Regions from separate parts of the Homo sapiens genome. Here region 1 is linked to region 2. Evidence: chromatin contacts called from ENCODE Hi-C or POLR2A ChIA-PET data. All regions are on one chromosome and are shown on one strand. Each heading gives the region's core, a stretch centred on a gene start or an enhancer-like site at or near the end of the contact. The rest is flanking DNA. Distances are from core to core; before and after follow the strand shown.

Evidence for each region. A loop is a pair of places that touch in the nucleus more often than their neighbours do. ChIA-PET counts read pairs that join two places held with the same protein, here RNA polymerase II (POLR2A). Pooled maps may share reads with other maps.
Region 1: a pooled map shows a loop between it and region 2 (2.8-fold over the local background). The contact joins two enhancer-like sites. A Hi-C loop is called at or near these places in 1 of 168 maps with a recorded cell type or tissue (tibial artery) and 2 of 50 pooled maps. POLR2A ChIA-PET finds 5 or more read pairs at or near these places in 4 of 52 experiments (Caco-2, HepG2, activated CD4-positive, alpha-beta T cell and 1 more).

The regions. Positions count from the first base shown.
Region 1 is chr22:46,279,692-46,282,945 of GRCh38, forward strand. TTC38 (tetratricopeptide repeat domain 38) reads left to right here. Exons shown (of 14, transcript NM_017931.4): 7 at 1,908-2,027. Among named protein-coding and RNA genes, the nearest start is that of TTC38, 13 kb to the left of the region's middle. Within about 2 kb of position 1,385, at least 5 of the 41 ENCODE cell types and tissues checked have a DNase peak (open chromatin) inside an H3K27ac peak, as active enhancers do.
Region 2 is chr22:46,200,091-46,203,594 of GRCh38, forward strand. All of the region lies in intron 4 of PPARA (peroxisome proliferator activated receptor alpha), which reads left to right. Among named protein-coding and RNA genes, the nearest start is that of CDPF1, 48 kb to the right of the region's middle. RefSeq lists enhancers at 723-1,327, 1,328-1,932. Within about 2 kb of position 1,526, at least 3 of the 41 ENCODE cell types and tissues checked have a DNase peak (open chromatin) inside an H3K27ac peak, as active enhancers do.

The DNA of each region.
Region 1 (3,254 bases), core at 135-2,634, 79 kb after region 2:
CTTGAGTGATGTGTTCTTTGCTTTAACTCTGAGTCAGGGCAGGTGGGGGACCCGAGTGGCTTTCTGACAGTCTTGGTTCCATGGCCTGGGTGACCAGACAGCACCATCCAGGGGTCAGCTGTAGGAAAGTCCCTTGGAGACCATGGTAGCTGGGCCCTCCTGTGGGTGGCATCCATCTGGGCACCTGAGAGCTCCTGGGACATTTGGAGAAGCTCTGGACAAGGGTAGCTGTGGCAAACCAGATGTGGCAAGTCCCCCGCACTGAGGGTGGCCAAAAAAACATGCAAGCCCATGCCTTGCAAGGAGCAAGAAGTGGTGGATAGGGTCCCCTCCCTTCTCCATTGCTCCCCTTTCGCCTCCTGTCCCTTGTGTTGCAGGCACCAACTCTTTGTCTTCAACACCAGCACCCCACAGACAACTACTGGGCAGGAAAAGCAGGCTGTGATGGGGCCAGGAGTGGTAACACATGGGCTCTGTGTCTGCAGCCCCAGGCTGGTGAGGGTAGGAGGAGCCAGGGCAGGAGCAGGCAGGCGGCAGGCACAGGCACAGCCACAGAGCTTGGGGACCTGGAGCTCCATCCAAGTGGCTCAATGGGTGGAGGCTTAGGGAGGAGGCGGCAAGCCAGGGCTCCAGGAGCCAGGGCTGTAGAGGGGCAGGTGAGGACTGGATTCTGCTGGGCCTTGTAGCCTGGGAATGCAGTTTGGACTCCTTCCCACGGAACCATGGGAGGGCTCCAAGAGAGGGAAGATGCCAGTCAGCTCATCAGAGCTGGTGACAGCCACCACCCTTCACTCCTGCCATTCGTGAAAGCAGCATGCTTAGCAGGGTCCCGTCTCGGGGCCCCACGCCCGCCCTGCTTAGACTGTGCCCAAGTGTCCTGTACTCAGAGCCCCTGCCCAGGGGTGCCCACGGTCCCCTACAGACACACTTTCTTTCCCTCTGTTCCCACATGGAGTGGGCTGGGCCCACAAAAGCTGAGTGGTGGGCAGGGAGGCAGGGCTTGCTGGGGCCGACCTCCTGCCAAAAGCCTCACAGGAGGTGCTGGGCCAGGGCAGAAGAGCTTGGGGCTTCTGGACCCCTATGAAAGGCGTGGGGAGACTGAGGCAGTGGGGCTGGCGGGAACTCATGATTTGGCATGGGGGACCTGGGCACAGGCCAGGCAATGGGGCTTCTGTGAGCCTCAGTTTACTGCTCCATTTTCTAAGCTCTGACTGTGGCTGAGTAGATGCTTAGCAAACATGAGCTGAACACATAAATAGAAGAAAGAAACGGCTAGGAGGGGAGGATCATTCCATGAGTCCTGCCTGCCTCGCTGGTCGCTGTCAAGCTCACAGGTCATGGGAGCGGCTGTTGTCATGAACTGTGATAACCTCAGAGCCAGCTGTTTCTGCACCCAGAAAGCCACGTGTCCTCACATATATGGTAGTGGGAAGAGGCAGTCACAGCCACTGGAGGACTTGATAGTTCACACCACGTTCACATGGGCAGTAACCACTTCTCTAAGAGAAAGGCAGCATCCGTGGCCTTCCAGGCAGGCGGCAGCTGAGGCCCAGAGAGGGCGGGTATGTTTTGCAAGCACCTCAGCTGTATGCAGAATGCTGTGGGCTTGGGTCTGAGCCCTGGCTTTAGAAAGATCCTGCTGCTGTCCAGCTGGGTGAAGTCGCATAGCCTCCCTAAGACTCAGCTTCCTCATCTGTGAACTGGGCAGTGAGACCCATGAGCTGGTGTGCCCGGGCAGGCAGGAAGTGGTGCTAATTGTCAGTGTTTTGAGTCAGAGCCCCGCCCCCCCACTTGCTCCACCCCGTTCAGCCCAGGCCCCTCTTGCCCCTTAGAGACCTGCCGTCGCCTGCCCCGGCAGCCTGACTGATCTGCTTTATCTGGAATCCTCTTCCCCGCACCCTGCGTAGGCTTTATCTATTAACCCGACAGACGCATGGTCGGTGCACACCGTCGCTCACATCCACGAGATGAAAGCAGAGATCAAGGATGGGTTGGAATTCATGCAGCACTCAGAGACCTTCTGGAAGGTATGATGCTTGTCAATGGGTCACCTCCCTGGGAAATTCAGTGCATCCCCTTGAGTCAGGCCAAGGCTTTATGGACAAGAGTTACAGGGCATGGCTTAATTCTCGGGGTTCCCTCTCCTCCTCCACCTGCACCTGCCTCAGGTGTTTGGCTGCTGAGCAGAATGCAATCAAGATTCCAGTCCCCACCCCAGGCCCATACCTTGCCCTAGGGACTCCACTGAGGGTCCAGCCCAGACTTCTCTGTCCTTACAGGGCCTGGTCAGGAGGAGCGAGCAGCCTCTTCAAAGCACATGAGCTGCACCATGACGGGGACCCTCTGTGGGATGTGGAAACGCAGAGGAAGCATTAAACTCAACTGGGCTTGGGGGGACAGTGGCTAGGGAAGGCATCCTGGAGGGGGCAACCTCTGAGTTGGCTACTGAAGGATGAGCAGGTGTGTGCCACACAGAGGGGGAAGATGGAGGGCATCCTAGCCCGTCACTAGCTTGAGCAAGGCCTCCAAGGCCTACAGTGGCCTGTGAGGGAGAGGAGAGCTGCTTACTTTGGTGTCCTAGAGCCCAGGTACAAGGCGGACATGGGCTGTGCAGGAGGCCTTGTCAGTCCCTCTTTCCAGGGGAGGCAAGGTGGTGTCCAGGCAGAGGCAGAAACGCCTGCAGAGGCCTCAGGGAAGGAAAGGCTAGCACCATGGTGGAGGTGGGCCCTCTGGACAGACGGGGCTGCATCAGGTGAGCCTATTGGGCTCAAGGGAGATGGGGCCTCCCCTGGGACAGGGACACAGCGTCGCTCACTCAGCGTTTACTGAATACCTGCTTTGTATTTGGGGCAGCAAGAAATCAGGGAAGGGTGTGCACTTGGCTCCCAAGCAGGGGCCATGCAGTCTGAGCCTTGCTGCGGAGGATCCTCGGGCCTCCAGATTCGGCTCTGTCAAGGGGGCAGTGGTCAGGTTCCCTTCTCAGGGACACTGAGGTTTGTTTGAGGTTTCTGAGTGCTGGGCACTCTAGCTTGTTGAGGATCACGAGTCCAGTCTCCTGAGCTTGGAAATACCCTAGCAGGGGCCAGCTCTGAGCCCAGCACAGGTCCTACTTTAACACTGCTTCATACTGAGGGCAGCCTAAGGTAGCCACCCACATACCACCCACTCCCCTGGCTCTCGGGGCTTTGCCAGCACCTGTTGGAGTGTGGCCCTGGGCCTGTTGATCTCTGCAGGTTTTTGTTTTTGTTTTTTTT
Region 2 (3,504 bases), core at 276-2,775:
AGGGCATCTCAGCTTTAAGGACTCAGTCACCTCCTGAGCAAGATGGAGGGAGAACTGGGGAGGGGTCCCATGGGGACTGTAATTCTCTCTAGGTTGTATATTTTTAAAAGACTTCAGCAGTGTGATAAACCTGGGTGGTGTGTACATGGGTATTACAGTCATGTTGCTTAATGACAGGGACAGGTTGTGAGAAATGCATCCTTAGGTGATTTCATCATTGTGTGAAAGTCATAGAGTACACTTAAACCCAGATGGTAGAGCCTGCTGCACACCGAGGCTCTGCGGTGCAGCCTGTTGCTCCAAGGCACGCACCTGTACAGCGTGTTACTGTACTGAACGGCGTAGGCCCCTGTGACACAATGGTAAGTATTTGTGCGTCTAAACATACCAAAACATATAGTAGAAAAGGTTACAGCAAAAATACAGTATTATCATCTTATGGGACCATGATACCACAGTTGAACTTATGGTCTATTGTTGACCAAAATGTCACTGTGCAGTGTGTGACTATACAGAAATAAGCTCAGAGAAATTAAGTAACTTGGCTGGGCGCAGTGGCTCACGCCTGTAATCCCAACACTTTGGGAGGCTGAGGCAGGCGGATCACCCGAGGTCAGGAGTTCAAGACCAGTCTGGCCAACATGGCAAAACCCCATCTCTACTAAAGAATACAAAACATTAGCTGGGAGTGGTGGCAGGTGCCTGTAATCCCAGCTACTCTACTCAGGAGGCTGAGGCAGGGAGAATTGCTTGAACCCAGGAGGCAGAGGTTGCAGTGAGCAGAGATCATGCCACTGTACTCTAGCTTGGGCGACAGGGTGAGACTCCATCTCAAAAAAAAGTTGGGGCGTGGTGGCTCATGCCTGTAATCCCAGCACTTTGGGAGGCTGAGGCGGGCGGATCACTTGAGGTCAGGAGTTAAAGACCAGCCTGGTCAACATGGTGAAACCCCATCTCTACTGAAAATACAAAAATTAGCCAAGCATGGTGGTACACACCTGTAATGCCTGGGCAACAGAGCAAGATTCCGTCTCAAAAAAAAAAAAAAAAAAAGTAAGTAACCTGCCACGGTTCATACAGCCAGAAAGACACAGAGCCGGGCCTGGACCCCGCCTCTCAGCTTGCTCTAGAGGGCTATTCTCTGCATGCTGGCATGATCGCGCCTTGTAAAAGGTGGCAGTGTTCTCAGCTTAGTCAATCAGGAATTGCAAGAGGCAAGTGAGCCCCTGAGGACTCTGGGGGGCCTTTGTGACCGAGCAGCTTTGGGAGTGACCCTGACAGACCTTTACAGGTGGTGCAAGTTTTGACTCCCTTTCTCCTGGCGCGTTAAGCAGAGGATAAGCGCTGTGGAAGGAGTGAAGGTGTAGGGAGATCATGGCCCCCAGAGCAGTGGGGAAGGGGACAGGGAGGCTGGAGGAGAGCAAGGAAAAGGCTCCGTGTCAGGTGGCGCCTTGAGTGGCCTGGGTAGGTTGTCTTGCAGTGAACCCGGGTTAATGGCCTTGACAATGACCGCATTGTTTCCTGAGCACTGCAGGCTGCCCACACACCTCACACCTCGGCTTGCCTAAGCCCAGAGCAGCCTTGTGAGGTCGTTGTTATGTTTATTTAAGGAAGGAGGAAAGGAGGCAGGTCCCAGGACATCCTGACGTGCTGGAGATCACCAGCCCAGAACCCAGCTCTTAACCCCACAATGTGGGACCTTTCTTCACCCATCACAGACACACCCCATGCTGGTTCACCGTTTTCCTATAATGACTATTTGTGCTATTTATTAGAAAAATCTTTTCCTTATGGATTTGAAAAGATTTATCTTGCTTTTGTTTTTCTTTTTTGCCTTTCTTTTTTAAGGCAGGCAGGCTCCCGCAGCCCCACCCCCAGGGTGAAAAATATAGTTCATTGTCTAGTAAAAGAGTTCAGAGATACACTTTTTTCTTTGGGTAAGATATACTCTAGAGCTTGTTCTGAAATATGGAATTTGTGTGAGCTGCGGGAGTGGGTGGGTGTGTGGCTCTAGCTCTGGAAAGTTCTTTCCTGGCAGTGGCCAGGAGGGCTGCCCAGCCCCCTCCTGCCTCCTCTGGCAGCTTAAACACAGGACCCCTTATTCTGTGCTCTCTCCTGACCCCTGGTCCTCATGCAGGAGGGAACCCTGCTCTTCTAGGGTCCTTTTCTAAAAGTAGTGTCTTTTAGGTCATTGTCAAGAACTATAATCTAAAATGTATTTTTAACTCATCTGGAAATTCTGACAGAGGTAAGGCTTGAGAATTTCCTGCATACTAGCCTTGTGGTCTATATAATCCATTAAAAGCCACATTTAACCCAATTCCACAGACTGAACTGTGCTTCCCATCTAAATAAATTAAAAGCAGGCCGGGCACGGTGGTCACGTGTGTAATCCCAGCACTTTGGGAGGTCGAGGCGGGTGGATCACCTGAGGTCAGGAGTTCGAGACCAACCTGGCCAACATGGTGGAACCTCATCTCTACTAAAAATAAAAAAAATTAGCTGGGCGTGGAGGCGTGCACCTCTTAAGCTTAAGGACATATTTCTTATGATCCAATTAATGTAAAATATTTTATTTTTTATTTATTTTTTGAGACAGAGTTTCACTCTTGCTGCCCAGGCTGGAGTGCAGTGGTGCGATCTTGGCCTGTAATCCCGGCTACTCAGGAGGCTGAGGCAGGACAGTCGCTTGAATCCAGGAGGCGGAGGTTGCAGTGAGCCAAGATCACACCACTGCACTCCAGCCTGGGCAACAGAGTGAGACTCTGTCTTTAAATAAATAAATAAATAAATAGCGAGGGTTCAGGGCAGGAGAAAAAGGGTTCCAAATTTGTTCTGAACCAATTCCAAGGAACTTTATGGCACAAAGAAAAAAAAGGGGAACTTACAAAAAGTGACCACACTGAAGCGTCCTGGTCACCCATCCCTGGTTTTGACCACCAGCCTTTAAAGTGGCAAGCGGGTGATAACCCATTTCTTATTTCCCCCTCAGCATTTCCTCACTGTTATTCATACATGTGGTCATTTGTACTCATCTCACAATTGTTAAAACCTCTTTCCTCCCTTCCAGGTTTTACTGAACTGTTACTGCGAAGTCTGAGAGATGAGGTCATTTAAGATTATTTCTTATTTGTAAATTAGATCGTTCATATTTGTACCTAATCTGATCTTTTGGGTAATATTCCTAGTTATGTAGACTGGTCTCTCAGAAGAGCCGGATATTAAATGCAGTACTTTAAACTTTACACCCAGGAGACCGGATGGGTGAGGCTGGTTCACTCGGCCAAAGTACCATTTTATCTCTGCTTTTTCTTCCCGGCTTTATTGCCATAATTGACATACAATAAACTGCATGTATTTAAAGTGTACAATCTGTTGGGTGTACACACACACGCATCTGTGAAACCATCATCACACTCAAAATAGTGATGTAGAAATTTTGCTCCTTAGTTCGACTAAATCTGGGTTCTTGTGTCATGACCAGGAAAAATTAGGCACGTGGAC